2 separate regions of the Mus musculus genome follow, and region 1 is linked to region 2. A link is a loop called in an ENCODE intact Hi-C map of the cell type or tissue named here. Cell type or tissue: left cerebral cortex. All regions are shown on one strand. Links, peaks and the distances in the headings refer to the core of each region. The heading gives the core; the rest is flanking DNA. Region 1 has its middle 17 kb from the start of Mat2a. Region 2 holds the start of Sh2d6 (SH2 domain containing 6).

What was found. A loop is a pair of places that touch in the nucleus more often than their neighbours do. Peaks named below come from ENCODE experiments on the same cell type or tissue, not always from the same donor. Only the 100,000 strongest peaks of a DNase experiment are listed, where the experiment ranks them.
Region 1: it touches region 2 in a loop (5-fold over the local background); 5 of 42 quality-filtered maps call a loop at or near these places.

What each region holds. Positions count from the first base shown.
Region 1 is chr6:72,448,387-72,464,439 of GRCm38, forward strand. No RefSeq gene overlaps it. Among named protein-coding and RNA genes, the nearest start is that of Mat2a, 17 kb to the left of the region's middle. In left cerebral cortex, for the core only: no CTCF peak of the experiment used is centred there; DNase peaks (open chromatin) are centred at 4,113, 6,203 and 6,864; H3K27ac peaks cover 296 bases.
Region 2 is chr6:72,504,251-72,520,303 of GRCm38, forward strand. Sh2d6 (SH2 domain containing 6) reads right to left here and starts at 15,786. Exons shown (of 12, transcript NM_001374030.1): 1 at 15,710-15,786; 2 at 15,511-15,632; 3 at 14,661-14,718; 4 at 13,688-13,710; 5 at 13,300-13,351; 6 at 12,857-12,935; 7 at 12,292-12,322; 8 at 12,139-12,163; 9 at 11,671-11,729; 10 at 11,292-11,375; 11 at 10,976-11,134; 12 at 9,391-9,791. The coding sequence starts at 15,576. The coding sequence ends at 9,675. In left cerebral cortex, for the core only: CTCF peaks have their summits at 6,673, 6,875 and 8,591; DNase peaks (open chromatin) are centred at 6,695, 8,627 and 9,905; H3K4me3 peaks cover 777 bases; H3K27ac peaks cover 3,782 bases.

The sequences.
Region 1 (16,053 bases), core at 2,810-10,809, 57 kb before region 2:
TCAAACTTGTTCAGGTTTCCCCAGAGTTTGGGATACTGTGATATTGGTGCCCTAACTCTATTGTCTGGGAAGGGATCTGCTAAAATGTGGTGGATGTTGCTGTAAAATATGGACCACTTGGCAGATGGTTACATATTGTTGGCCCTAAGTAAGACCAGCAGAAGCACTCTGTGCTCTTGTGAGTGGCCTCCATGTGTAAGCCCAAGTGCCCAGAACGCTAACAGTATTGCAGTTACTGGGATTCCAGTAACACAGTTAGGAATCCTCACAAAATGAAAGCTTCGAGTGGCTTCCTTACTCGTTTTTAATGACCGTTTTAATGATCAAGTCAAAGCTTGATTCAGGGTAATTATGTAACTGCCATTAGCCAGGACCTCTTGGGCAAGCAGGACCATCCCTGTTTGTAATAGAAGAGGTCATTTAAGTGTGCAAATGAACCCTTTCAGATCTAGTCTAGACTACAATAAGTCTGCAGGAGGTTGTGGGGCAAGCGGGCCATGCCAGGGGACAGAACTGGTAAGGCCAAGTGAGCTCAGACCCTGGGAATCTTAGAGATTTAAGATCGGCAGGGGTCAAGCAACTCCCTACCCATTTCTGTACCTGCTCTGGAACATGTAACCATGACACCCCACTGACACCTGGAGTCCTTTCCCATGGAAATAGAGCATCACTAACATCTCAAATTGAGCTAATAGGAAACGCCTACCCTCCTAAATCCCATCCCACTCCTCAATATTTATAAAGTCCCTGTCCGCATGCAATAAAGCGCAAAGGTTATTTCACTGAGGCTCTTCTGAGAGTGGCTCTCCTCACCGAGCTGTACTACTTGGGGAGGAGGTCTCTCTCCTAAAGTATTTATTGCTGGACCTTGGACCCACCTGGCTGGCCAGGCTTACCATGCCATTGCCTATCCTATGCTGCTGGTGCCAAGGTAGCTGCCAAGACCCTGGACCTCAGCTACCTGCCCCACGCAGGTCACCCAAACCTCCTCCATCCTCTTCTAAGAGCTGCAACAATCCCAGCATTCCTGCCCAGACTAGAGCCCCACAGAACCTATCATCTATCCTGGCTTCGTTTTGCCCTCCAGACAGACAGTGGACAACAGATTAGAGAACTTTGTTCTCTTGTCATCTTGATTCCTTTCTTGGGTCAAGGAATGGGCTGTAAGTTTGCCTGCTTTATCATACAGCTCCTTCCTATGAAAAGGGAACTTGGGCTCTATGAATGGACTACAAATTCCAAAACTGTCATAGCTGAAGAAAGAAGATACACGCACACACACACACACACACATATATGTGTGCATATATATATATATATATATATATATATATACACACATGTATATACATTGTATATACATACACACCCACACACACACACATCCAGGAAGATGGCTCATAGTGACTTGAGTTCAATGCCCAGGGCGTGTATGGTTGTCCTCTGACCTTCATACATGTGCTGTGGCATACACAGGCCTGATTCCCTCACAAGATAAATAGAAATTCTAAATTAAAAAAAAAACTGAGTGCATATCATGTGTGTTCTTTTGTGATTGGGTTACCTCACTCAGGATGGTATCCTCCAGATCCATCCATTTGTCTAAGAATTTCATGAATTCATTGTTTTTAATAGCTGTGTAGTGCTCCATTGTATAAATGTACCACATTTTCTGTATCCATTCCTCTGTTGAGGGACATCTGGGTTCTTTCCAGCTTCTGGCTATTAAAATAAGGCTGCTATGAACATAGTGGAGCATGTGTCCTTATTATATGTTGGAGCATCTTCTGGGTATATGCCCAGGAGTGGTATTGCTGGATCTTCTGGAAGTACTATGTCCAATTTTCTGAGGAACCACCAAAGTGATTTTTAGAGTGGTTGTACCAGCTTGCAATCCCACAAGCAATGGAGGAGTGTTCCTCTTTCTCCACATCCTCACCAGCATCTGCTGTCACCCGAGTTTTTGATCTTAGCCATTCTGACTGGTGTGAGGTGGAATCTCAGGGTTGTTTTGATTTGCATTTCCCTGATGAGTAAGGATGTTGAACATTTTTTTAGGTGCTTCTCAGCCATTTGGTATTCCTCAGTTGAGAATTCTTTGTTTAGCTCTGTACCCCATTTTTAATAGGGTTGTTTGGTTTTCTGGAGTCCAGCTTCTTGAGTTCTTTATATATATTGGATATTAGCCCTCTATCTGATTTAGAATTGGTAAAGATCTTTTCCCACTCTGTTGGTTGCCTTTTGGTCTTATTGACAGTGTCCTTTGCCTTTTTGCAATTTTATGAGGTCCCATTTGTCGATTCTTGATCTTACAGCACAAGTCATTGCTGTTCTGTTCAGGAATCTTTCCCCTGTGCCCATATCTTCGAGGCTTTTCTCCACTTTCTCTTCTATAAGTTTCAGTGTCTCTGGTTTTATGTGGAGTTCTATGATCCACTTAGACGTGAACTTTGTATAAGGAGATAAGAATGGATCAATTTGCATTCTTCTACATACTAACCGCCAGTTGAGCCAGCACCATTTGTTGAAGATGCTGACTTCTTTCCAGTGGATGGTTTTAGCTCCTTTGTCAAAGATCAAGTGACCATACATAGATAGGTGTGTGGGTTCATTTCTGGGTCTTCAATTCTGTTCCATTGATCTATCTGTTAGCCCAGAAGCTCAGAATCCTTCTTAGAAGGGGGAACAAAATACCCATGGAGGGAGTTACAGAGACAAAGTTCGGAGCAGAGGCTGAAGAGAGGACCATCCAGAGACTGCCCCACCTGGGGATCCATCCTCTAAACAACCACCAAACCCAGACACTGTTGCCTATGCCAACAAGAGCTTGCTGACAGGAGCCTGATATGGCTGTCTCCTTAGGGGCTCTGCCAGTGCCTGGCAAATACAAAAGTGGATGCTCACAATCATCCATTGGACGGAGCACAAGGTCCCCAATGAAGGAGCTAGAGAAAGTACCTAAGGAGCTGAAGGGGTTTGAAGCCCCATAGGAGGAACATCAATATGAGCTAACCAGTACCCCCAGAGCTCCTTCGAACTAAACCACCAATCAAATAAAACACATGGTGGAACTTGTGGCTCTAGCTGTATATGTAGCAGAGGACGGCCTAGTTAGTCATCAATGGGAGGAGAGGCCCTAGGTCCTGTGAAGGTTCTATGCCCCAGCATAGGGGAATGCTAGGACCAGGAATGGGAGTGGGTGGGTGGGGGAGCAGGGGGAGGGGGGAGGGGATAGGGGATTTTTGGAGGGGAAACTAGGAAAGGGTATAACATTTGAAATGTAAATAAAGAAAATATCTAATTAAAAAAAGCCAGGCATGGTGGCGCACGCCTTTAATCCCAGCATTTGGGAGGCAGAGGCAGGTAAATTTCTGAGTTCGAGGCCAACCTGGTCTACAGAGTGAGTTCCAGACAGCCAGGGCTACACAGAGAAACCATGTCTCAAAAAACCAAAAAAAAAAAAAAAAAAAAAAAAAAAAAAAAAAAAAAAAAAAAAAAAAAAAAAGAAAAAGAAAGAAAGAAAAGAGAAAAAAGAAAAAAAAAGAAATAGTTTAAGAGGAAAAAAAAACTGGACAGCTCATGCCTTTAATTGTAACACTAGGAAGGAAGAGGCAGACAGATCTCTGTGAGTTTAAGATCAGCCAGGGCTATGTAGGGAGACTCTATCTCGAAAAACAGTAAAACAGTAAGAGATGAAAGAGAAAAAAATTCTTCATCTGGGTGATTAAGTAAGTATACTATTATTTCAGCACTTGAGAGGTTGAGATCAGAGGATCAGCGACAATGGTCAGCCTGAGGGCCAGAGAGGCAGCTCATTGGTTAAAAACACTTGCTGACCTTGCAGAGACCAGGTTTGGTTTCTGGCATCTGATCTGAATAGTAGCTTACAATCCTCTTTAACTCCAGCTCTAGGGGATCCAAGGATCTCTTTTCAGATCCCTATAGGCACCAGGCATGTATATGGTCATTATATATATACTTACATAAAGGCAAAAATCTCATGCATGTTAAATGAAGGAGGAGGAGGAAGAGGAGGAGGGGAGAAGCATAGCTGGGAGCATAGCTTAGAGTAATTGCCTAGGAAGTGCAAGACTGCAAATTCCATCCTTAATTACATAACCACACCCATACACAAGGTGGTGCACACTTGTAATCCCAGTACCTGGGGGGAGGCAGAAGTTCAAGGTCACTGTCACTAGTTTGAGGCCTGTCTGGAATGGATAGTACTTGTTTTTTAAGGCCACCCAGTCTCGGTGAGCAGCACACATACACACACACACTGACAACACTGACACTTCTGCTACTGATCGCTTTTTTTTTTTTTTTTTTTTTGGTGGTGTTTATTTCCTAGTTAATCTTGAAAATCAGGACAACCTCAATTGTCATCTCACTCTCGTTCTCTCTGTGGCCAATCTCTTCTTCCAAAGAGGCCCTGGGGCAAACGCCTGAGAGGCCTCATCCCCACTCTCTCACATACTGGGAACTCAGGTAGTTCTAGCAACCCTCCAGGAAAATTCCCAGACCCAGATCACCCTAGTCTTGCTGTCACGGGTATCCTTCATTTTCTTAGTTTTATTATTTATCAGTCCGTGTACTAAGATCATGTTATCGTCTCCTTCAGTTTGGTGTTACCCCTGTTTTCTTTCCTTCTTTTCATTTTTAAATACTTTGTGGGGAGGAAGGGTAGGTATAGATGAACGTGCACAGCTAAGCCACTCTACACCTTTGGAGGTCAGAAGACAGCTTACAGGACTGGGTTCTTTCCTTCCACTGCGGGTCCCATGGATTGAACTCAGGTCATCGGGTTTGGCAGAAAGCACCTTTACCACCTGCACTATCTTGGTGGCCCTTTTTATTCTGAAACAAGGGGTCTCATTTGGAACTCACTACATGCACAGTTAATTTTCATTTCTCTTTCCCATTGTATGAATAGGCAACGATTTATTTGTCCACGTATCTATGATGATAAAATTTTGAATATTTCTCTCTGCGAACTATTGTAACATAAGACATCAGAAATCTCCAGCTATGTCTATGATAGAGACAAGAACAAAAGGAGGTGGCGAACAGATATGAAGCAGGCTGTTTCATTGATCTCTGTATCTCCAGCCTTTCATGCAGGCCCAGCATAATGAAAGTTAAAGATCAAAGAATAATTTTCAACTGTATCCTTGAATAGTAAGATAATTACCAGGATTTTTGTTTGTTCCTGGGTGCCATGTTTATAATGTTTTTTAGGGACCCTGATAGCTTGAATTGTCTGGAGAGAGCTCTACTGGCATGTCTAGAAGCTATCCAATGGTCTAGATAATGGGGGAGCTGAAGATGCTTGTCATTCAAATGAGAGCAAAACCCGGATCAGATGTGGATCAGGTTGCTTTTGATGCAGCCTTGAGCCAGTTGTTAAGTCCATGGGGAAAGCAGTTTCTGCTCAGTTGCCGTGCCAGCTTTTAGAGAGGCCCAGCATGTGCTTCTGTTCTATTTCTTTTCTTTTCTCTTCTTTTTTTTTTTAAGATTTATTTATTATTATATCAAAGTATACTGTCGCTATCTTGAGATGCATCAGAAGAGGGCATCAGATCTCATTATGGATGGTTGTGAGCCACCATGTGGTTGCTGGGATTTGAACTTAGGACCTTTGGAAGAGCAGACAGTGCTCTTAACCACTGAGCCATCTCACCACCCCTTCTGTTCTATTCCTGAGGAAGGACTTCACTATGGGCCCTGACTGTCCTTGAGCTTACTATGTAGCACATGGTACTGATGGCTTAGGCTTTTGACACAGGGCCTCATGTAGCCTAGAGCAGCTTTGAACTCTAGGTAGTGGAGGATGATCTTGGACTGACTCTCCTGCCTCCACTTCTCATGTGGCTGAAAACACAAGCCTATACCACCATGCCTGGTCTTGCTTTTAGGCGTGTGAGGCAGGAGCAGTGGGAAGTGCCCAGTCCCTTCTCTACATACATCTGTTCAATTTGTTACTTCAGGCCCTGTAAAGAAGATAAACACAGAGAAATAACCCTGGGTTGCTGCCTGAGAGAAAGGTGCTTGTTAGGAGAAGCAGAGGCTTGTCCTTGCGGGACACACTGTGCTTCTGGTCCTGGCGTAACTCAGATAGTTTATCTGTCCAGTGGCACCCGAGACCTAAGCTGGGTGGCAAAATGACAAAGAGAAGCAGTGGCAAGAGCCAGACCAGCTGGCTGTACAGGGCTGGGCTGCTGCCTCCCACCCAGTCTGCCCACTCCTTCCAGAACCATGGTTTCCCCGTCCCCACTTCCTTCTGCTGAGTCCTCTAATTGTATTTTTACTTTTTGAGCGGGGACATGAGGGAATCTAAGGTTTCCAGACACGGGTGAAGTATGGGCAGATCCCAGAAAGCCCCACTCTCTCCTCCCCAGTAGCTACAATGCATGGCTTTGATTTCTTTTTTTCTGCAAGACCGATCCAGACACACACTAACAGTGTTAACACGATAAATATCTAGGCCTGACCTTTCTCCCAGTCCCCCAGCCACCCTGACTCCCCAGCTCTGCCTCACTTGTGCTTAAAGTGGATTAGCACTCATTGCTGTAGGCAGCAGGGCCCTGGGCTTGGGCTTGCTGGGAATCAAAATAGAGATTACCTTATTTGACTTAAAGCATTTTCCACTTGAGGGGTAAGATCCCCCAGGGAAATCCATCGGGGCTTATACATATATGACTTTAAATTGGATTTTAAAAATAGCTTGCCAGCTGTTTGCTGGGTCATGCTTTGGGTTCTTGGCCTTGATTGATGTTGGGTCCATTTGGAGAATAGGGGCTGCCAAGACTGCAGGATTCTAGATGCCTGGGGACTTTCCCAGGAGCCCTGGCAGTTGTTGCCATGAAACCCTCAAATCCCTGGCACCAAGCTCCGAGTCTCATCCAGAGAAAATAACCACATCATTTAACCCCCTCCCCCGGCGTGCACCTCAGCCACGGGCTGCCCTTCTCAGACCGAGTCTGAAAGAAAAGAAATAGAACGGAGGACTGTTCTCAGCAAGAAGGACCTTCACACTCTTTGGGAGGTTTTTTTGATTGTTATTTTCCCAAAGTTCTAAAATTAGCATATATCAATTTATTTATTAATGGGTTTCATCATGACATCTTTATATGTGAATAAACGAATTTTGATCATAGGTACCTCTTATGTCCCTCTCTTGGTCCTTCCCCACTTATACTGGTCTCTTTCCCAACTAGTATCCTCCTTTTTTTGTTTTTGCTTTTGTTTTGTTTGTTTGTTTGTTTGTTTTTTTGAGACAGGGTTTCTCTGAATAGTATCCTACTTTTGTAGTTTTCGTGATGTGCATGTGTGTCCCAGTGAATTTCATTAGGGTTGCTTACAGGAACACTGGGTGAGTGGTTATTTTTGGGAACATGGGCAAGCTACCCGTTGTCCCATCACCCCCCCCCCCCACACACACCCCCCAAAAATTTGTCTCTCCCTCACTCAATAGCTATTAACTGTCTGTAAGTCCTCAGGATCTGTGAACCTTGGCGAGCTTCTCTGGGCCCCATGGGGGAGTGATGCTAGGTCCAAGTTAGTGCTTGTCCTCAGCAGATACTGCGAGTATCTGCTGCGAGTTCAAAAGTGCAGTGGCCATGTGACCCCCCCAAAGATAGTGTTTAAAACAATCGACTCCTCAATTCTTTTCCCCATGTCCTCTGCAATGTTTCCTGAGCCCAAAAGGGGATGGTGGAAATGCCCAATTTCTGACTGAGCATTCAGTGGTCACCGGTTCTCAGCACACTGACCAGTTATTAGTGTTCACTATTAACTGCGGCCAAAGAGAAGCTTAGCTGAGAGCAGTCCTAACCTATGCACATAAGCAGAGCTCCTTAGAAGACACTTTGACAGGGGCACCACACCTATTTAACAGACAATAGCAGCTTCCCCTCTACAGACTATGTGCCATGCGCTTGTGACCAGGGTTACCATAGCAGACATGAGTTTTCTATGGGGCAGGCCTCAAATCCAATCAGAAAGCAGCTGGTCGCCCCACTACTGCACCAGAGTTCTCCTGTTGCCTGCCGGGTCAGGAGTGTGGTTCCCCGGTCCACAGTTGAGTAACACTGCCATTTCTCCCTCAGCAGCCATCATAGTGCTTTCCAGAGTGATACGGGCTAGCCAGCAAGGAAGCAACTTCCGGTTCAATGCCAGCTTGATTTCAGTACGCCCTGCAGTCAGAGCATGCTGTGTCTTCAGCATAAGGTCTTACCACCTAGTTCTGGTGGGAACACTACACACCTCTTGTGGCTAAATATTTTTGCTCTTTGCATAAACTTCAGGTGACACATGTAGGCCTGTAGGCCTGGAATTCACCCCCTTCTATTCCTACTGTTTATCAGGGCACAGCTAGAATGTTGATATCTCGGTGTGGGGGCGTTGGGGTGGGGTAGAGGAGATTAGGGGGGAAAAAAAGAGTATGACTCTTCAGAATATGGTGTATAGTAAATTCCTGTGGTTCCAGCAGAAGGAAAAAAAGGCTTCAGGGTTAAGGGGCTTCCTATTGTGACGAGTTCCAGGGGACTCTGAGCTACAGGAGACCCTGTTTAAAAACAAAAACAAAACAAGAAGACAAAACAAATCCTCAACATCATCAACAATGTCATAAGAGGTATAATAAGTTATATAGATAATCCTGGTGGTGCAGAGGTCTATACCAGCCATCGGGAGGTGAGAAAAGGTCTCAAGTTCTCTTTAAGCGACAGAGATAAGCCTGAGCAACCCTGTGAAACCTCATCTCAATAAACAAACAAACAAACAGGAGGTCCAGGGTTAATGAACAGTGGCAGACCATATCTTGAGCACTTGCAGTCCCCAGTGGAGAAAAAGTAGGGGGATATGAGAAGAAATCTCGTCCAGTGTTTGATGTACAATATATATTTGTGTAAAAACGTCATTATATAATACAGTACCAAATACCAAGAATATGTACAGTAAAAAATTTCAAATAATAAATCATTTTGAAAACAAGAGCAAAGAGAGCACCGTGTGACAGGATTTGAGTCCTGTCTTAACACTCATTAAGAGTGTTGTTTCCAATTCTAAGAAGGGGCAAAGTGTCCACACTTTGGTCTTTGTTCTTCTTCAGTTTCATGTGTTTTACAAATTGTATCTTATATCTCGGGTATGCTAAGTTTCTGGGCTAATATCCACTTATCAGTGAGTACATATCATTTGAGTTCTTTTGTGATTGTGTTACCTCACTCAGGATGATGCCCTCCAGGTCCATCCATTTGCCTAGGAATTTCATAAATTCATTCTTTTTAATAGCTGAGTAGTACTCCATTGTGTAAATGTACCTTTGGAATTGGAAACAATCACCCATGGAAGGAGTTACAGAGATAAAGTTTGGAGCTGAGACAAAAGGATGGACCATCTAGAGACTGCCATATCCAGGGATCCATCCCATAATTAGCCTCCAAATGATGACACCATTGCATACACTAGCAAGCGTTGGCTGAAAGGACCCTGATATAGCTGTCTCTTGTGAGACTAGGCCGGGGCCTAGCAAACACAGAAGTGGATGCTCACAGTCAGCTATTGAATGGAGCACAGGGCCTCCAATGGAGGAGCTAGAGAAAGTATCCAAGGAGCTAAAGAGATCTGCAACCCTGTAGGTGCAACAACAATATGAACTAACCAGTACCCCGGAGCTCTTGACTCTAGCTGCCTATGTATCAAAAGATGGCCTAGTCGGCTATCACTGGAAAGAGAGGCCCATTGGACATGCAAACTTTATATGCCCCAGTCCAGGGGAATGCCAGGGCCAAAAAATGGGAATGGGTGGGTAGGGAATTGGGGGGGAGGGTATGGGGGCCTTTTGGGATAGCATTCTAAATGTAATTGAGGAAAATACGTAATAATAAAAAATATTAAAAAAAAAAAAAAAAAGAGTGTTGTGAGCTGGCCAGGCGGTGATGGCGCACGCCTTTAGTCCCAGCACTCAGGAGGCAGAGGCAAACAGATTTCTGAGTTCAAGGCCTGCCTGGTCTACAAATTAAGTTCCAGGACAGCCAGGGGCTACACAGAGAAACCCTGTCTCGAAAAACCAAAACCAAAACAAAAAAAAAAGAGTGTGAGCTGATGATCAAATGAGTTACTATGGGCTGTATGGGATGTTGCAAAGTGTTCAGTGCCTGTGCGTTTACCCGCTTTGAAATCTCAAGCCTCTCCAGGCGTGGCTGCCTATGGCTGCCCTGGGTTCCTCTCCATCCCGTCCTTGTTTATCTTATGGTGGGACTTTGTTCATCTTTATCGCTAATTGTTGCCTCCTTCACATGCCCAGGAATTCCTCAGTCTTTACAACCTAAACTGTTGCTGCCTCTCAAACACTCAAGGAAATGTTTGTGACTGCAGTAATAAATGAAATATCCAAGAAAAGAAACGCTCAAAAGCAGATGGGATCCAGAGCACAGACTTTCCGGCTCCCAGGGCATTTTTTTCTTCATCTGTGTTTGCTCGGTCTATAAACTTGCCCTTTTCATTTTGTTGGTCTGACTGTTAAACAAAGAGTGAGACGGATGAGTTTGGAGTTCCGGGATCATGAGGATAAGGCTTTATAATCTTGTCTTTTCCAGGGAAACTCTGTCCCTATCAAGTTTTTCCAATTTTAATTAAATGTATTCTAAAGAGGGCCGTGAGATGTCTCAGAGGGAAAAGGCACTTGCTGCCAAACCTCACAGCCTGAATTTGATCCCTTGGGACACACAGTGGGAGGAGACAACCGATTCCTGCAAGTTGGCAGGTGACCTTCACAATACAATGTGGCACCGTCCACAGTGTTTGTACTAGCAACAACAAAATTCCATATAACAAACCTTTTTTTTTTCATGTTCCCTCTCTCTTGCTCCACTACCAAACTCATCTGTTTCCATAGAATAACATATAAAACCCCCTGCAGGGCTTCCCCTAAGCCATTTGTCCCTTACTGTCACCCACAGAAGCCCATACAAATACTTGTCATAGGACGCTTTTCCCCAGTGCAAGACCCTCAGAGTCAGCCACAGTACAGGCTTAGGATGTCCGCTCTGAGACAAGGCTCTTTGTCAGTCTAGCAAGATGGCTTAGTGGGTAGAAGTACTTGCCACCAGGACTGATAATCTACGTTCCCAGGCTCCACATGATGAGAGGAGAGAACCAAGTCATACAAGTTGTCTCTGACTTTTGTATATGGTCCAAATGAGTGCATGCACAAACCTATATAGATACAGATACAGAAGATAAATTAATGCAATGAAAAACCCATGAGGCCTGGTTTTATTACTATCTATTGTCTACATCCACTGTCCTGTCTTCCCCAGTAAACGCCTATCAATGAGGTTCTCAGACATGTCTGGCCTATGTCAGACCCTGCTACTTTGATTTGGGTCTCTCTCTGCCTGGAAGCCCCTACTCTGCTTCCTATTTCCATGTCCCCAGCCATCTTTCAAGTCCCACCTCCTCTAAGCTTCCTGACCTCCTTGGCCTTTAACTGCTTTAACTGTCTCTTCTTCTTCTTCTTCTTCTTCTTCTTCTTCTTCTTCTTCTTCTTCTTCTTCTTCTTCTTCTTCTCCTTCTCCTTCTCCTTCTCCTTCTCCTTCTCCTTCTCCTTCTCCTTCTCCTTCTCCTTCTCCTTCTCCTTCTCCTTCTCCTTCTCCTCCTTCTCCTCCTCCTCCTCCTCCTCCCCCTCTTCCTCCCCCTCCCCCCTCCCCCTTCTCCTTCTTCTTCTTCTGACCCAGATCACACAGCTAATTCTTCACAGAACCACAGAGCAGACTCTAGACCCTATGTATAGGTTAGGAACAATGGCAGGGACTTGTGACAGACAGGGCCTTCTGCATGGTCTGTTCAATAAATACCATGTTTCAGGACGTAGTGACGGATGGGATCATGTGGTAGGGAAACGAAAGAATAATTTTCTCGCTCTCTGTTTCAGATTAGGCATTTCTTCCTGCTCTGTACCCTAAGAACAACAACAACAACAAAAGGTTTGCTTTAAAAAAATCAGCATGATTTCCTTATCTTGTCAGGCAAGGAAACAGAAGTCTAGAGAATAGAGAAGCTGCAAAACAAACTAAAACATTCTTTTAATGACTCAAATGGCCTAGGAAATATAAACAAGCAACGGGACTTGGGACAAAAGGTCACTGCCTCGTAAGGGAAGCAGGCCAGGTGCTTCTGAAGCCGAGCAGGCCACAGCCTGGCCTGGGGCAAATTGTGAAAGGAAAGTTGATCGATCAAAGCGTCCAGTCAGATTGCTAAGCCCATCTCTGAAACACCAGTAGATCAGTACTGTGTGTGAGCAAATGAAGGCATATTCAAAAGGAAATGTGGTGACACATACCCCAGTCCCAGTGGGCAGGAGGCCAAGGCAGGAGGATTGTCTCAGCCTGGGCTATATGGTCACTTCAAGGCAAGCCTGAGCTACCATGTGACCACACGTTTCAATATGGTACATCCAGAGTTGAGAATGATGGTACCTGCCTATAATTTCAGTCTTTCAGTGGAGGCAGGAGAAAGTATCAGAAGCTCAAGACTGACTCTGACTGTATGAGACAATGTGTCAAAACATAAAAAAAAAAAGGTGGACAGAGTGGCAGAGAAAGCTGTCTGTCTGCCCCCGCCTTGGGAGTGTCGGGATTAAAGGTATGATCCACGGAAGTGGTTTTTATTATTGTTTGCTTTGTAGTGATGGGGACTATATTCAGAACCCCACATATCCCAGGAAAGAGCTCTGCCACTTAGCTATAGTCCTCGTCCAGGCAGTCTGGTTATTTTGAATTGAGGCTTCATTCTTGGGCTGGCCACAGCAGGAAGCCCAAATTGGCTCTGAACTTGGTTTTGTACTTTAGGGAGGTTTTTTTTTTCCCCCCTCCACAGTGAATATATATTTACTAAGGAACTATGAAAAAGAACTCCTGAGATTAATAGAGGCTCCAAAACAGGAATACTGGGTTGTTGTTTTGAGTTTTAGAGAGGAGTTTATCATATATTCATAGGAAGCTTAAGAAGGAGAGAGAAAGCTGGGCGTGGTGGTGCACGCCTTTATTCCCAGCACTCGGGAGGCAGAGGCAGGCGGATTTCTGAGTTCAAGGCCAGCCTGGTCTACAGAGTGAGTTCCAGGACAAGCTATACAAAGAAACCCTGTCTTGAAAAACCAAAAGAAGAAGAAGAAGAAGAAGAAGAAGAAGAAGAAGGAGGAGGAGGAGGAGGAGGAGGAGGAGGAGGAGGAGGAGGAGGAGGAGGAGGAGGAGGAGGAGGAGGAGGAGGAGAGAGCCATGCTGTTTGAATTAGGCTCGGATATCAGTCACGTGGTAGGAAGGGGAGCTTTAGAAAAAGCGCAAAACCCCAAAATACTGAGAAAAAAAACATACTTAGGCTCAGGCTACCATCCAAAGGAAAGACAGGAAAGTCATTTCTCTGTGGTTTTTCATTTGTTTTTTGATTTTGCTATTTTGTTTTACTTTTTTTTTTTTTCTTTCTCGAGACAGGGTTTCTCTGTATAGCCCTGGCTGTCCTGGAGCTCACTTTGTAGGTCAGGCTGGCCTCGAACTCAGAAATCTGCCTGCCTCTGCCACCCTGGTGCTGGGATTAAAGGTGTGTGCCACCACTGCCCCGCTTTGTTTTACTTTTGAGTTAAAGACTCACTATATTGTTCTGGCTGGCCTGGAACCTACTATGTAGACCAGGCTGTCCTGGAATTCTCTGTGTATTATTAGATTAGGTGGAGAGCCTGGCCCACCTGCCATCCCATCTCTGAGGATGCAGACTAAGTCTGGGATTGTTTGAGACTGGGCTTTTCAGTATATCTCCCTGGCTGACCAAGAGCTTGCTCTGGCAATGAGTCTGGTCTTGGACTTGTGGTGACCCTCTTGCCTTTGCCACCTGGATATACAAACTGCCAAGCATGTGCTGCCATGCCCATCTCACAGAAGTGTTTCGAAGAATAAAAGAAAGAGAAGACAGAGCTAGAGAGGTGATTCCTGGGTTTGGTCCCCAGCACTGTATAAACCAGCAATGGTGGTATAGGCGCGCGTGTATACACACACACACACACACACAAGCTACATTCCTAGCCCTGTGAAGTAGAGGCATGAGCATCAGAAGTTCAACATCATCCTCCATTATAAAGCAAGTTTGAGGAAGCCTAGGCTACATGAGACCCTTTCTCAGAAGGTAAAAAGAACAAATATTGTTCTAGGCAGGATTTCTCTGTGACGGCTATACTTGCTCACCCATATGCAAACCCCATCTTTATTAAACTTAACTTTTCACCTTGAGTTATCGCCCAGAGGTGTTTCAGTGACTTTTATTTCCTCATACATTGAATCTAAGCTTTGTTAAGCCTGGCTTCAAAGTCTTTGGCAACCTGACCAGCTCCTGGTCAAAGGAGTTGATCATAGACAAAGACTTGATAGGAGTCTTTGTTCCCTCTGCATAGCCAGTCCCCCCTCAGCTGGAGGCACCAGGTGCCAAGTCCTTCCCTGTCCCTTGCTCAGCTTGGGGCTCAGCAATCCTTTGCGCCTGTGTAATATCCAAAATAAATTCAAGACTACCCTGTACCTTCCCCCTTCAAAAGGACTTTCCAAACTATACTAGCAGGCCAAGTACAGAGCCAGATAAAAAGCTGACTGACTAAACAAATAAACAGTTTTAACTTAACGGTCAAAAGCAAGATTAACAATCCCCATGCTCCGCCTCACTCTAAAAAAAAAAAAACCTCAAGGACAGACAAAATAAGAGTCACCCTATACAAACCAACCAATGTCTAAAAAGGTTATTAGCTACACCAATTAAAATAAGCCAAACTACCCTGGTGCCTATATCTGGCCCTTACAAAGGTATAAAAAGTGTGTTCTTTCTTTGTTCTGGGTCTCTCCTCCAGCCTGCGTGCTGAGAGGGGGTTCCCCAACATGTTGGATAAGTAAAATCCTCATGTGTTTTGCAACAACGGGGGTGTCTGTGCTCTTTGTGGGTGAAGTAGCAAGCTACACCACCTGTAGCAAATATTCTACATGAAAAGTTCCGTGTGAAGCACACTACAGGGCAAGTCGAGCAATCATTTTCTTTCTGTTAAGCCAAACACCCGAATAGAAGGGAAAGTGAGGGTAAGAACCCAGACACAATGATCCCTCAGCTCCCTTCAAATTTAGATCAGAGCCTGGTTGTTGCAGACTAATCCTCTTAAGTGGTAGGCATATGGGACATCTGACTCTCCTTCTACCACGTTCCCTCAACATGAGGGACTTTCCCCTAGACCTAGGGCATCTCCTTCTAAGTCTCAAATGGGAGCAACTCTCTGTGCCCACCCCACCTTTTAATCAGTAAGAACAATAAGGGGTTGAATTATTTTTTAAAAGCTTTGGTGAATAGCTACTACATCCCATTGTTTGACTACAGTTTAAAACAACCTGCTATGTATTTTTTAAAGAACTAGAAGAGAGTTTTTTTTCTTTTTTTACATTTACGAGTGGTGTGTGTGTGTGAATGTGTGCATTGTATTGTTACACTTTTGTAACGAAAGTTTTGTTTTCTTTAAAAACACAGACATATTTTTGCTTTGATCATAGGTATGAGATACGGGGCTGATTAAGATTGTCCACAGCAGCTGACTATGATTTGTCTTGTGCTCTAGCAGGGGTGTGATTTTGCCAGCTGAAGAGAGTTTCTGCGAAATTGTGATGTTTGGAAGTCTGGGGACTTTTTAGAGGTCATATAAATGCTAGGGCCCTGAGAAGCAGAGCGGGTTAGATTAAAGGTATACACCACCACACCTGTCCAAAAAAAATTACCATTGTAACCTTTCTTCTTCACCATTGGGGTGGTTGCTACCATTTTCCAGGAGCCGTGATGAAACCTCCATTACATGAATTACATGTACACACACAAACATAGCTGTTACCAATACCATCATTAGGGCCTCTTGTCTTCTCCACTGAAACTCCGTGTCTTTTAAACACACTTTTAAAACCTCCCCGATGGGCCCCTGAAATTCCATACTGCTTTCTGCTTCTCTGATTTCTTATTCTTATTATTTCTTATTTATTTTGT
Region 2 (16,053 bases), core at 3,940-11,939:
TAGGGCAGTGGTTCTCAACCTTCCTAATGCTGCGACCCTTTCATACAGTTCTTCATGATGTGGTGAACCCCCCCCCATACAGTTATTTTTGTTGCAGCATCATATCTGTAATTTTGCTACTGTTATGAATTGAAGTGTAAATTTCTGATGTGCAGGATATTTGATATGAGACCCCTGTGAAAGTGTCTTCCCACCCCCAAAGGTTGAGAACTACTGTTCTAGGGATCCTGTGAGTGCCCAGTGAGATGGTGGCTCATCAGGGTGGGGAATGCTTGGACAGAAGGGGAGCACCTGAGGGAGGCAGTTTCTACAGCACTTGGGCTCCTCTGTAAACTCACATTTTCCCGTGGTAGCAAGGAAACCCAAGTGGAATGTCCATGTGTCCTGCGACACCTTTGACTCACTGGCTCCTCCTCCTCCCCCTCTCCCGTGCTCTCTGATTCTAGACACTCTGGCTTCCTCTCCTCCCTCCTCTGTCAGCAACCTTCTCCTTCATAGATTGCCTCAATACTCCCCAAAAACTAAACTAGTCTGAATTTACAAACTATCCATAGCAGATGCTTGCTGTTCTCTGAGGTAAGTAACCTCCTGTTCCCACTGCCTCACTGGCCAGGCACTGCTGCTACCCCCGAAGACACTGCCTCCTCTTTCTGTCTCCTAACAACCTCCTGTAATTTTAACTTTTTCAAATCCTATCTTTAATGATGGTTCTTAAACGCTTTAACCTTCCTTTTAACCCACCACCCACCAGAGCTAGTGGAAAGGAAAGGATATGGGGGAAGTGGACCTGTTTAGAAAGGCTCTTTGGAGAAACTCCCATCTGTGTTGTCTGGAAATTGGCAGTTCAGTTCAGAGGTTAGCAGGTAGAGACAGCTGGACCCACTCACAAACACTTCACGGATACACCAGCAGTCCAGCCCAATAGAGTAGGGATAACAACAGTGGTGACAGGACCTAGCAGAGACAGAAAGGCCTCAGCCTTGGTTCGAGTCAGCAAGAGGGAGAAGCAGGAACCCAGGAGCAGTTCTCAGCTGTGCCTCCCTCAGGGAATCAAAGATCAGCCAAGACGAGAGACCTACAAGCTTTGCACAGCTAGCTGTACCAGCAAGCCAAGCTCTGTGTGTGTGTGTGTGTGTGTGTGTGTGTGTGTGTGTGTGTGTGTGTGTGTGTGTGTGTGTGTGTGTGTGTGTGTGTGTGTGTGTGTGTGTGTGTGTGTGTGTGTGTGTGTGTGTGTGTGTGTGTGTGTGTGTGTGTGTGTGTGTGTGTGTGTGTGTGTGTGTGTGTGTGTGTGTGTCGCTCCACAGAGCCCTGTTTATATCCTCCAAATATCACGTGTTCTCAGCACGTGCATCCAATCAGCCCAAGTCCTTGGAAGCAGCAACAAACTACATCACACCACCTGAAGTTTTTTGGGTGTGTGTCTCTCTATGGAGTCCTGACAAATGCAGCTCAACTACACAATGTGAGGCGGACTAATACATGCGTGTTGTTAGCAAAGAATCCTTCATCATGTGTCTTTTCATGTGCTTGCTTTAGCAGAACATCCTCTCTCCTGTGTCTGCTTCAGTGAAGTGTTCCTTCAAGAGTCTGCCTTAGCCTTTTATACCCGTGTCCACTTTAACTAAATGTTCCTTCATGGGTTTGCCCCAACAAAACACCATCCAACTGACTTTCCAAAGAACCCTTAAATTTCCACTTCACCTCCCACTTTGGGCACTGTGATCTTCTTCACTGAAGTTACTTTCACACCCAAGACAGATCATGGGGACAGGTGAGGAAGGGTTCAGCCAAGAAGCTCCCTGAGATGTCAGGGGTGTGAGGGTGTGGCCCTAGGGAACTCATGCCTTCAGCTACAGAACTCTAGCTGTGTGCCCTGCTCAGGAGACAGTCCCTTTGGCCACTGAGTTATAATGTGTACTTCTGTTGTTTGTGGGTAAGGAACAGCTGGCACATACTACTCTGGGGAGCCAGCCCTTGGCCTTGGCCTTCCAAGCAGGGACATTAACTTAGCCAACTGTGTGGGGAAAGAAATCTAATGGCCTGTGGGTCAGAGATTTCAGTGTTCAGGAGCCAGGGTCCAGGAGAAGCTTCAGGGACTGGGGGGTGCCTGGCAGAATCATGAACTTTCTTTCTGTCACTTTAACCCAGTGGGTATTGTTTAACTGAGGGCCTCAGCTCAGAGTCCAGCTCACAGGGCACACAAGAGCCCTTGCCTCTGTCCTTGGGATGCCCATAGAGAGGACATGGCGTTTTGTCTAAAAATTTGAGGTCCTTTCCAGAGCAAAGAGGCATTAGGGAGGCGGGTGATAATATCAGATCATCAGGAGCACCCAGTGTGTAACATCTTAACTTCTCTAAGAAATGAGGCTGATGCCAACTGCCATGTTTGACTGTGCCTCAGGGACCTAGTAGGGTGATAGAGGGCTATGAAGGGGAGACACAACTGGGACATGGAATTTAACTCTGGTTATTTGCTATTTGTTCTCCACCAGAACTCAAAGCACAGGACTTTGGTCTTACTTGCCCTGAGCATAAAAGTTAAGTATCATATGAACTTGAGCATGAGCTTAGGGCTTCTGGAAAGATACACAGGGAAACACTGCTGACCTCGGAGAAAGGGACAACTGAGGGACAGATGTTAGAGGGAGGCTTGTTTTTCTGTTATGTATTTTTAATAGACTTGTTTGGTTTGGTTTTATTTTGTTTTTGTTTTTCGAGACAGGGTTTCTCTATATAGCCTTAGCTGTCCTGGAACTCACTTTGTAGACCAGGCCGGCCTCGAACTCAGAAATCTGCCTGCCTCTGCCTCCCGAGTGCTGGGATTAAGGAGTGCGCCACCACGCCCAGCTTAATAGACTTTTAAAAATTATGTTCTAAATTATTTGTCTCTGTAGGATATGTGCACATGCCAGCAGATGCCCTCAGAGGCCAGAAGAGAGCATCCAAATCTCTGAAGCTGGAGTTACAAGCAGTTGTGAGCTGCCTGATGTGGGTGCTGGGAACCTGAACGAGGGCAGCCAGCACTCTTCATGGCTAAACTATCCCTGCATCCACCCCACCCCATCCCCCACACACACACACCTTTTTTTTTTTTTTTTTTTTTTTTTGAGATAGGAGCCAAGGTTGGCCTTGAACACTATCTTAGTTAGGATTTCTATTGCCATGGAGAAACACTATGACCACAGCAACTTTTATAAAGGACATCATTTAATTGGGGTTGGCTTACAGTGCAGAGGTTTGTTCCATTATCTTTACAGCAGGAAGCATGGCAGCACATAGGCAGGCATGATGCTGGAGAAAGAGCCAAGAGTTCTACATCTGGATTGGCAGGCAGAAGGAAAAGAGAGAGTGATACTGGGCCTGGCTTTAGCGTTTGAAACCTCAAAGCACACCTCCAGTGATACAACAAGGCCTCACCTACCATCAAGGCCATATCTTCCAACAGTCCCACTCCCTGTGAGCCTATGGGAGCCATTTTCACTCAAACCACCCAAAACACGTTGTGTTGCAGAGGGCAACACTGAATTTAACTTTTGATCATCCTGCCTGCACTGTCAGAGTGTTGGTGTCACAGGCCTTTGCAGTGTAATACCATACAATTTCAACATCTAATAAACAAATAATAAGATTCCGGTAGTTCTAGGGATTGGTTCAAGGTTGGGGCAGAGAGAGTTGTGCTTTCTTTAGATGCCCTTTCAATGAGCCTGTAGCTTGCCCAGTCCAAGAAGGGTGGGAGCGGTTGATACAGGATGTACTCTCCAGTACGAGGCATTCATACTCAGCTACCCACAGGTCTAGACAGCTGGGGATGCTGGAAGAGCTCAAGAAAGTGGGTGTAAGGCTACCAGAGAAGGTCAAAGGTGGCTGAGGAAAAAAAGGGTATACTCCAGGTAGAACTGGATAGAGTGGGAAGACCTTACATGGCTCTGACGTTAGAAGTCGGTATGGCCACTAACTGCTTGGGTGTGCCTAGAACTGGAACCAGGTATCCCTGGGAATCCCCAAGTTCATGCAACTCTAAGCAGTAATAAGCCAAGGCCATATCAGAACCCTCTCTAAATAACTTCCTACCCCTGTCAGTCACTGGCCACTGTTGGTGGAGATCTTGTTACTGCTGTTGGGTTTGGTTATTTGTAGTATTGGGTATCAAACCCAGGGCCTTGTGCATGCTAAGCAAGCATTTTATCCTCAAGCTACATGCCCAGCCCTTAGTATCTCTATCAAACAACAGAATAACAACCGTGTGCTGCCATGAGCTAGGGAGGAGCCTGCCTCAACGTTCCCCGCTCAGCCTAAGAGGCATCTCTGGCTTTAGGAGTAGAGGCTTCTGACGTGAGATCTCAGCCTGTGTGATCACGCAGGCTGTTTGCTGCCTGGGTTCCCGAGAACTCGGCATGTGAGTGACTTGGAAATGGACTGGCTAAAGAGACCCTGACTTCTCTGCTCCTTTTTGCTTCCCTCTCACTGAGAGCAAGAGGCAAGGCAGGGAGGCTCCTGGGAGCCTTCTGCCTTAATTTCCAAGCCTGGCAGTCATCCCTGTAGCTGATGCAAGGCCTGGGGTGGGTGAGCTCAGCCTGTCTCCAGCACTAGAAGCCTTTTGTGCTTGCAAACACATCTGCTCACTGTTTCCTATTAGATTTACTCCTCCCTGAAGCAGAACAAAACCACCTAAGGATCTGGAATGTGGTTCTGCTCGGGCTCTGAACATTTCCAAGTTGATCCTGCAGCAGTGCCTCACAGGGGTATGTCCAGTGGAAACAGAGGCCTCCGAAGCCCTCAGGCTCAGGCCCAGAGCTTGCCCCGGCATCCTGGCCTCTTACCTGAGTCGTTCCAGGCTTTTCTCCACTCCCCCTCCCTGCCCTTCAAAAAGATGCAGTTCCCTGTGCATCCACCTAATACGTTCTCCTTTCAATAGATAGATAAATGTGTATTAATGGAAATCTGTAGCTCACATCTGGGAGGGCATTAAGGAAAAAGCACCATGTAGACCGGGGTGGTCTTGAACTCTCTGAAGTTTACCTGCCTTCTGATTCCCAAGTGTGTGTGTGTGTCTGTGTCTGTGTGTGTGTGTCTCTGTGTGTGTGTCTGTGTATGTTGTCTTATCAGAAAAAGAATGACAGTAGCCAGTAGAAACAATAATTATGATATATCTACCTAAAGTTTTCATGGGCCACAGAGAGAGATGATCACAACCAGGCTTTGCCTATTTATAGCTATAATTATTACTAGGTATTAATCATTTGGCTGATAGCATGTATCAGCTTATTTTACACACACACACACACACACACACACACACACACACACACACACACACATATATAGTTAAACATAATTAAATATTACTTTTTTTCCTTCTCACACCAACCCTAAACAGGCATTCACTGTATTCTTTTTTGTTTTGTTTTGTTTTTCAAGACGGGGTTTCTCTGTGTAGGCCTGGCTGTCCTGGAACTCACTTTGTAGACCAGACTGGCCTCAAACTCAGAAATCCGTCTTCCTCTGCCTCCTGAGTGCTGGGATTAAAGGTGTGCACCACCATGCCCGGCTCTGTTTTCTTTTTCTTTTTTTCACTCTTCTTTTGTTTATTTTTTGAAACACAATTTTCCTGTGTAGCCTGGTTGTCTTGCTACTTGCCCTGTAGACCAGGCTGGCCTCAAACTCAAAGATCTGCCTGCCTCTGCCTCCCCAGTGCTGGGATTAAAGGTGTTGCTCCACTGCTGTCTCTCTCTTCTTTTTAATACCCCTCCACACACACCACCATAAAGCTGAGGCTGGCCACAAACTCAAGCTCTTCCTACCTCTACCTCTTGAGCTCCTGAATCATAGGCATGGGTCAGCACACACAGCTTCACTGACTGTTTTCAAAGAGGAGGGCTGGAGCTGCAGCTCAGTGGTGCAGTGCTTATCTAAGCATGTACCAGGCCCTGGGTTGGCTTCTCATCGATGCATGGCAAAGAAACAAATAAAGCCAACATAACCCAGACTCTAATTGGGAAATCTCTGCATGCCTGTAATCTCAACTGCTTGGGAGGCCCAGGCAGGGGAATGGCAAATTCAAGCTTAGTATGGGCAGAATAACAAGAATCATCGCAGCAAAAACAGCTCTCAGTGTTAGATGCCTGTTTAGCATATACAAGCCCCTGGGTTTGATTCCTAGAATAAGCAAGGAGGGAGGGGAGGCAGGGGGTGACCGAGGTCAGGGCTACACAGAGGATGCATGGCTCAGCCACACTTGGACTCTTCTGTACACGTTCCTCTCAGGTCAGCTGCAAGCCTGGATGGTTAACTTAGATCACACTGGGAACCCAGCAGATGTGTTATGGCCTGGGCCATGGCTTTCACATCCTCCCCAGCCGCATACTTCCTGGGCTCACCTAGTCTTTCAGGTCCTCAGTAACAAACCATTTGGTATCTGTCACGCACAGTATCTCTCAAGGACTTGTTCTCTCAGCAGATGACCCTGCCTGGAATTTTCTAGTCTGGCCTGTTCACCTCAGGAAACGTGGTTGAGTGCTTGGCAGGGTCGGCAGTGGAAAGTCAAAGGCTTCCGTCTCCATGGAATTACAGAAATACCCGAAGCCTCCCACTCTCCCTGCATCTGTGCTGGCTCACTGATCTCTGCTGTAGGAAACTGGAGGAGTGCTCCCCCTGTGTCCTCTAATGCTCATACCCTCCATGCTCACACTCCTTACCAGGCCTCCCAGGTTCCTCCAGGCCTGCCCCTGCCATTTTTATTCCTTCACATTTAGAAAGGCAAAAAGCCTGGAAAGATGGGATGGTTGCCAGCCAGCTATAACTGTACACATTCATCTACTCAAAAGGAATTAACTACTGGCTAGTGACGTAGCTCAGTTGGTAGGGTGCTTGCCCAACATTTATGAAGCCCTATGCTTGGTCCCCAGTGTGGAACAAACTGGCCATGGTGACCCATGTCTATTATCTCAATGCTCAAAAGGTGGAGTCAGATGAGTCAGGAGTTCAAGGTCATCCTTAGCTGCACAGCAAGTTTGATGCCAACCTGGGCAACATGAAACCTTGTCTCAAAACGAAACCAAAACCTCAAAGTGTAATAAAACTGTTGTCTTTGAATTTAAAAAAAAAAAAAAAATAGAGCTTTAAGACAATCTTGGCTTGAACTTGCATGTTAAAATGAGTCCATATTGTCAGCTTTGAGGAACTTGGGATAGAATGAATTTTTCAACACTTGTCACCAACTGTCTTCATTGTCCTGACTATCTGATATGGGGATGACAGGTTGGTTCTGGGTGGGTGAAAGGTAAGTAGCAGGGACCAAGGCTAGGAGGAGGGAGAGGAAGGTGGGGAAGGCCAGAATGGGTTGGGTCCCAGGGAGAGAAGACATCTGGATACACATCTGTCAGCTAAGGAGGTGCTAAGCCAGTTCTGGGCCTTGCTCTTTTCTCTTTCAGTGTCTTTCTACGGTGGGAGGAGGCCGCAGCATGTGGAGGTCAGAGGCTAACATAGCCAAGATGGTTCTCTTCTTCCACCCTGTGTCAGCCTTGGCAGGAAACTGACCCACACACTGAACCAACCACCTTGATGGCCTGCTGTCCTAAGGATCATGCTCATTTCTGCCATGGGGGCTCTAATAATTAGGTACTGCCCACACTACCTGGACAGTTTCCCTGATTCTTGCAGGAACAATGAATGAAAGTTACCTCTTTTTTTTTTTTTTTCTTTTGTAATATGTATTGGGGGTTTGTTCTGAGACTGTTTGTACGCAGTTCTAAGTGGACTGGAACTCACTATATAAACCAGGCTAGCTAAGAACTACCTATCTCCTGCCCCAGCATGAAGTACCTTTGCAGCCAATAACAAAAGCGCTCTTAGTTTACCGATAAGGGAGTTCAGAACTCATTTAAAAGGCCTGAAAAGGCTTTTCTGTCTTCAAAGCAGATGAGGGCACCCCAAAGTGCCAGTGGCCCACATCCTAAGTCCGTAGGTGCCTGGAGAAATGGTAGGAGAGAGAGGCCATTTCCACTGCTTGAGCCTAGAAGTGGCCTGGGGTAAAAAGAAATGCTAGGCTAACAGGCCTGGCAGGCAGCAGAGAGTCCCTACCCTCCGCAGGCTGAGATCCCCCCACTCCTGCAACACTGGGCAGGTGCTGTCCATGATCAGACTCCTGGCTTGAGCCTGCATCCTGCTGGGCTTTATCAGTAGCAGTTAATTGACCCGAATTCTGGGCTGGTGTAAGAGAAGGGAGCCAGAGTGTGGCTCATGATGCGCCTCTTACGCAGGAAGGCCCTCACTTAAGCCTCCTAACCGGAGGTCGATGATTGGGCAGGGACAATTATCTTCCCATCTATTACAGCTCAGGGAGGGTAATCTGCCGGAGGGTGATGACGAACGGAGGCGACAGTGCACGCTCCCGCAGCCCACGTGGCCCGCCCCACCCCCTTCCTCGCCAGCAGATCCCTAGGCCCTGGCTTCCGCCCCGGACATCCCACAAGCCTCCAGGTCACGCCAGACTCTAGGTTCCCCAGGAGACGGTCCAGAGGTATTGGGGTGCAGCATGGCACCAGTGGGAACCGTGCCCTCCGTGCCAGCCCCCATGCCAGGCAGCCCCTGAGCTGCCCTTTGTTTCCCGGCCGCTGGAGACTTCTGCGGAGTCATGGTCACGTGGTGCTTCCGGCACGGGGTGTTCCAGGCTCCACGCCAGGGCCCGGAGACACCCCCGCCCTGGGCCAGCCTGTGGGTTGCTGGCTGCCAGCCCAACCCGGAGCCCCTTATTCCCGCTGGGCCCACGTCCTGCCAGGCAGCTCAGCTTTGGGTCGCAGAGCCTCTACCATCCACTGGCCCAGGCTCCCAGCGCCTTTATTCATCCTCTAGGCTTTCATCCAGACTGTCTCCTGGGGTCCTTCCTATAACGCTATAAAGCTAGACATCAAATGCTTACCATCAGCCTCTCTCTCCTCCAGAAACCTTGAGCCTCCTCCCCCCTTCCTTGCCCACGACCAGCAAGCATGAACAAAGGTCAGTTTATTGGCCTGGCCCTTCTCCTTGGCAAAGAATTTAGAAGAATTTAGAAGAACAAAAGCCCGAACCCTTTCCTCTGCAGTTTAGCCTACGAAATAGACCCACACAGCGACATTACTCCATTCCTCTCAGGAAGTATAAGGCCTTCTGGGGAAGGCCGCTATTCTCAGCATACTCTAGAATCCCTCCCCTATGCTGTAGGGATAGCTCAGGGACTATACAACCATTATTGCTCTTCCCAGCACCTACTTTTGGAAACTTACACCTCCTGACCCCCTCGTTCCAGCTCCAGAGTATCCGATGAGTCTGTCCTCTGTGGACATAGGCACTCCCATGCACGTGATCACACACAGTTGTACCTACTATAATACTCAAAAAGGTGTGTGTGCGGTATTAAGAGAGAATTCAGTCAGTAAATGTTTATTGAAAGTATACTGTGTGCTGGGAACCTAGTTCCTCCCAGAAGATGCAAACCACACACAAGAAGTCAGTCTAAGGAGAGGCAGTGTCTCTGAGGAAGCCAGCCTCCCAGGTGGCCATCTTCATGCCTCTCAGTTTGAACCTGCAGAGCTTTTGGGGTGGAGGAAGGCAGGGAAAAGAAAACAGCCTAAAGTGGGAGAGAAAGTGAATGGGGCACACATCACGTGCCTGAGGGGGATCTGTGTGCTGCTGTTTCTTCAGGGCTTGGTGGGGAAGCGCAGGTAGGTGAGTCCCCGGTTGCCACTGTGTCCGTCCACAAGGGGCAGGGGGTGCTTCGTGTAATGCTGAACCATGGCGGCCACAGAGGAGAAGAGCTGGATAAGGCAGGCAGGGCATCTGTGGGTCCCTTAGGCTTCAGTCTGCCAACAACTTTCTAAGGCAACTGTAGGGCCTGGCAGGGGAGCTGGCTGGCATTTTTCTAGATATTTTTTCTTCCCCCCACGCTATGAGACTGAAACGCCGCTCTGCTGTCTGGTTGTGAGCCTGCCACTGCACCAGCATGCTATGCTATTGGCCAGCCTCGGGCTTCCAGAGCTGGGCGAGAACTGCTTTAGGCCTGGTCCTTGGCTGTGGCCTCTCTCAATGGAAGCTGAGTGGTGGGCAACTGTCTAGGTCTGAAGCCAGTTGCTGGGGAGAAAGGTCCTTGGAGATTTCTGCCCTCCTCTCAGATGGTCTCATTGCCCTCACCTTGACCCTATGAAGACTGAACCATGGCACACGGAAGTCCTTCCCAGAAAAGATAGGCCTCTTTTCACAGTGCCAGATGTCTGGGAAGATGTTCCGGCCTCTGGCTACACACACACACACACACACATACACACACACACACACACACACACAGCTTTATTTTGTTTTTAAACACGGTCTCACTGCGTAGTTCCAGCTGGTCTAGAACTAAAGAGATCCATCTGCTTCTAGCTCCCAAGGAGTAGGATTGAAGGTGAGTACCACCATGCCTAGCTACCTTGTTTATTAGGATTTTTCTTTTAATTTTTTTTTTTAAATAGGTACGAGTGTCTTACCTACACGGATATATGTGCATCTCATGCATGTGTGCTTACAGAGGCCAGAGAGGGCGCTAAGACCCTCAGAACTGGGGCTATAGACAAGTGTGCCGGCCATGTGGGTACGGGGAACCCCAGTTCAAACCAGTGAGTGCCATCTCTCCAGTCCCAACCTTGTCTTCTGAGACAAGGCCTCTCACTGACTTGGATACCTGTTTCTCAACCTCCCAGCCCAAGATTATAAATAAACCTGAGCCACCTCTCCTGCCTTACTTTACCCCCTGAGGCTCTGGGGGTAAAACTCAGACCTTCATATTGCAAGGCAGGCACTTAGAGACAGAACTACCTCAGAGGCATTTCTGTTCAAGCCAGGGTGAGGGAGGGAAGCAATCGGTGTCCCCCACCCCCCGAAAACACACATGCTCCAGGCAAGGCCCAGGGTGCTGCTCTTTGACCCACCTCGGTGATTGGCCCATGACTCATCCGGTACCCACCTCCTCATGATTCCTGCCCTCCCGACCCAGGGCATAGTGGTGCCCACCGTCCAGTTGCCGGATGGGAATGTTGAAGACACGGCCTCTGAGGAGTACTGCCAAAGTGAAGGGCTGGGAACTGTGAGGCCCAGAGCTGAGGCGCACCGTGTAGGCCCCATCCTGTGGAGGAGACCCCAGCCATGAACTTCATCTTAGTTGCCTAAGGCCAGCTGACTAATTATGTGAAGCGCCTCCCCCGCCCTTACTGCCAGCCTCATCAGGCATGGGCAGAGACTAGAGGACTTTCAGAGAAGGCCAAGAGTTGACAGATGCCCACCTTTTGGAAGTGAAGCAGGGCTCTCTCAACAGACTGACGGTCACAGTTTCCAGAGTACCAAGGCTGACCCAGCAGACTACCATTCTGTACAATACACAGAGCTACTCAAAGAGACACCCAAGTGCTGAGCTGCTCATGGCGAGCAGAGAACCCTGGGGTACAGTTATTTGTGTTTCCATCTGCCAGCCCCAGCCTGAGTCCTACAGGCCAAACCAAGTAGTGTCTGTGCCTGGGGTGCAGCACGGGGACGGGGGAGCTGCACACCCGGTTAAGTGCACACGCGTGTTCCTCATGGGGGTGTAAAGGCCCCAGGATTAGGAGGGCTCCTGGGCAAGGACTCTGCTTCCCACAGACATCTCCCACATCTGCCCCAGCTCACCTCAGCAACAGAGCTACTCAGAGCAGGGGCTATGGAGGAAGCAGACAGCCTCCTTCCTGCTGAAAGAAGCAGAGAAGAAGGCTGGAACCAGGAAGGGGATGGGTAAGAAGGCTTCATGGGGGACTACTGCAGCAGAGGGTGCCAGCATGTTTGAAACCTAACATTGGCCATTCTGTGCACCTTGTCTTCCCAGGCCTGACACTCAGGGAGGACCTACCAGACAGGCCTTGCCTGATTTCCAAGTGAGAACTGATCTTGGGACACATACTGGCTGCTTTTCGAGTTAGTGCAGACCCTGGGAAAGGCCCAAGAGGGTCCTCTCAGGCCTGATCAGGCAGAAGTCATAGCTGCATGGACCCCTTTGGTGAAGTAAACAGAACCTGAGGACCTGGGGGGGGAGGATCTGTTGCCAGAGGGAGTAAGATCCTAGCAGAGCAGACCCATGGAGATGAAGCGGTGTGTACTTACCTTTCAACGCACCATCCATAGCTCCCTGGGACACAGGAAGTCTGGTCAGATGAGAACTGGCCTTCCAGGCCGCTGCCCAAAACCTGAAGTCCCACCCTAGGCCTCCCTCCCACCCCTCTGGGCTCTCTTCTTCCTTGACCACTAGCCTCTTACATTCCGAGCCTCCTGGTAACCAGCCACTGACCTACAAAGAATAAATTGGGGAGCAGAGCTCAGAGGATTTTTTTTTTTTGTTCTGTCTTCTTTCTTTCTTTCTTCCTTCCTTCCTTCCTTCCTCCCTTCCTTCCTTCCTTCCTTTCTTTTTTTAAGATTTATTTTATATATGTGAGTACACTGTCACTGTCTCCAGACACACCAGAAGAGGGCATTGGATCCCTTTACAGATGGTTGTGAGCCACTGTGGTTGCTGAAAAATGAACTCAGAACCTCTGAAAGAACAGCCATGCTCCTAACCACTGAACCATCTCTCCAACCCTTGTTTTTCTTTTTTAATCTATTTTTTTATTCTTTTTGAGGCAGGGTCTCACTAGGCAGCCTCAATTAATCCAAAATTCTCTAAGTAAATCAGACTGGCCTTGAATTCACAGAGATCTGCCTGCCTCTGCTGCCCAAATGCTGGGATTAAAGAAAGACATTTGCTCCTGTGTCTGGCCTCTGGGGTTTCCTTTATTAGTGAACCCATTGTCCCATGTTGTTCCCTTCCACTGCTGCATCTTACTTGGGCAATCCAGATGTTCTTGGCAGAGGAACTGGAGGTATCAGGGCTTTGGAGCTCAGAGACCTAGTCAAGACTGGAACTAGAATAGAGAGGGCATACAGAGTCTGGCTGGGGACCAGGCAGGGAAGTCCAGGCTGATCAGGAAGTGGCTAAGAACAGCCTAGGGGTCTACTACTGCTGCCTTTGACTTGGCTCTCCTGGAGACCTTCCATGGGGAGATTCTGCTTGGTGGCCTGGCTGGAGCAGCTGAGAACACCCCCTCCCCACCCACTACCCCCTGTTTTTTGCTCTAAGAGTGCCAGTCACCTCTTTGGTAGGGCCAGTGTGGGACCAACAGCAGAAATGAAGACTCCCAGGTAGGGTCTAGAGGGGAGTATTTTGGAGGGAACAAGAACGGGGCCAGGAGAGTGTGTTCATGGGTAGTGGGAGGGGCAGGCGCTCACCTGGATCCGGCTCACACTCCAGGTAGATGTCCTCATCTGGTTTCTTTGTTACCTAAGGTGTAGGACTATGGGTTTGACTAGACCTGTGGTCCCTTTTAAACATGTGCCTTATTAGTGAGGAAGTAAGACATGGAAGAAGCCACTGACCTAGAGGAAGGTGGCTCTAGCCGTCTCACTTTCTCCTTATGTACACAAGAAGGGCATGCCCCAACTGACTTCTCCTTTAGGAGTGCTCAGAGAGTGGGGAGGCTCTGGGTGGCACCAATGGGTTATATTTTTGGAAGAGAGAATGACTCTACAGCAGACCTTTCCCTCGGATGCTCATTCCAGCCCTATCAGTTTTCCAGAGAAGTCCCTAGATTACAGGATAGAGAAGAAGGCAGCTCACCATTCTAGCAGATGTACCTCGCCCTGTAAGGAAAAGGGAGAACTAGCACTCATGAACGTCAGAGAGAAAGGGGCACCCTTAGTCACAGTGCTCCTTAGAGCACTCATGAGCACCAGCAGGAAGAGGGCTAGGGCACCTTTAGTCGCAGTGCTCCTCAGAGCACTCATGAACATCAGTGAGAATGGGTCTAGGCATCCTTGGTCACAGTGCTCCTCAGAGCTAGCTTTGGAGACCCAGGAGAACACACCTCATTCACTCATCCTTTCTCTTTACAGCCTTGACATATCACCAGGCTTAACTTCTCACCAAATTTGCTAGGCTTGGTTCCAGATAACTTTATGGTAACACAAACAAAAACAAAAACTAAACAAACAAAAATCCTCAAGGTGATGGAGGTTCACCAGCAACTGAGACTAAGATGGACTGTGCCTCGTGTGAGCCGTTTGACCTTGGGCTGGAATACGCTAACCCTCCTGTAACCTGTTTTACTCGGGGATGGTTCAAATGGTCCATTCCCCCCACCCCCTATCTTGACATTCTAAGGTCCTGTGGTCATACATCTCAAGGCACTGACCATAGGGGCAAGTCTCTGGAGAGTGGAGACAATGGGAGTGACAGCCCAAGGTTGCCTGTTGATGAGGGATAATACTCAGCTGTCTCACTATGGAGGGTCTTAGGTTTGACCACTTCATTCTAGGGTGCCCCTCACCTGGCCAAGGGATCACACTGACTGAAGACAGGGCCTGGAGGTCAGGGCCTCTGCTTTCAAACTCTAGGGCACAGCAGATCATGGCTTTGGTGGTAATGATACCTGTACTGACTGACTTGGAGGCTTGGCAAACAAAAAGGAGGTGTGGCTAGGAGGGATGCAGCAAGCCCTGTTCAAGGCAACCCCAAAATTCTAGGAGAGAAGAAGTGTAGGAGAGGCCTCCCCTCCCTATGTGGAGCCGTGGAAAGAGAGGGGACACTCTACCTTGCCTTCCAAAAACAGGTCCCTGCTTTGCAGGCTGTGGGTTCATTGCTGTCTTCAGCTGTGGGCATTATGGAAAGAGGGAAATGAGGGAGGAGGGAAGAGGGAGGAGGGAGGAGAGAGGGAGGTGTGAAGTGCAGGCAGTTGAAGAACAAGGAAGCTGGGGTGCAAGGGGGTAGAGCTGATGTGCTGCTTTCAACACTAACACTGAATTGTTAGCCTGTTCATGCTTGAAGCTGAGGCAGGGTAGATGTGAGTCTAAGGCCAGCCTGGGCTCCATGAGACCCCCCCTCTCAACTGCCCCTCCCCCAGAAAACACAACTGAACAAACAAAAACAAACATAAAATACTACAAAAGGAGACTGACAATGCTTCCCCCTGCCTCTAGTTGGGGTCCTTTCCTTACTGCGAAATTTCCCCTGCTTATTTATTTATTTTTATTCTGTAAAATACGAAAGTGAATAGCCACCAGATCACAGCGGGGAAGGGAGTTGGGATGACGACAGCTGACCCCTCTGGCCAGAGATGGGTCCTGTGGTCCAGGGCCCAGGTGAAGGTAGCTGAGCCTTGCCCCCAACCCCAGCAGAGGATGGAGAGCCCTGCTGAGCTGTGCTGGAGCGGGGAGCAGAGCAGAGGGGTGACTAAGGAAGGGATGAAAGGACCCTTTAGGCAAGTGGGAGGAGCTATTTTGTTGTTTATTTGTTTGTTTGTTTCACTCTGGTTTGTAATGCACAGGCAGAGGTTTCCTGGCATCTAGAATATAAACGCATGTTGGGGGTGGAACGGGAGCGGGGAGGGGGGGTGGGGGGGCGGGAGGGGTTGTGCAAATGAGATGTTTGTAAGATTTACTCACCGGGAAATGGTAGCCAGAGGTAGGGCGGGTAGGGAAGGAAGGGTTTATGGGGAGTCCTCTGGCCATGGTAGACTGAGGCGGGGGCAGTGGTGGCTTGGATGGATCCAGGGGCCCAGAACGATCTGAAAGAGACCCCATGCTTTGTAAACTGGGGAGAGGGAGGAAGGTCCTCCCTAGTCTATTCCCACTTTCTCCCCACCTAGCCCTCATCTCTCCCTCTCTCCTCCTGTCTCCTCTACTTATTGGCTTCTTAACAGCTCCGTCTCCATGGCAACTGGAGACAGTCAGCTTCCCTGCCCCCACATGACTGAGCGGGGGTGGGGGTGGGGGGGTGAGATGCCAGTGGTGGTGGCCTCTCAGGGCATTCCCACCCTGGTTGGGAGGATGTGCAGCGATTTCAGAGGAGGGAACGCAAGGCCCTAGGGACTGGGTCGGGCTTCCTGCTTTGTCAACGTTGCCTTAGTTACCTCACCCCTCCCTCCTGCCTCCTCTCCATTTTCCTTCTTTACAGTTTTAACTCCTTTCCATCTCTCTAGCCTTTTC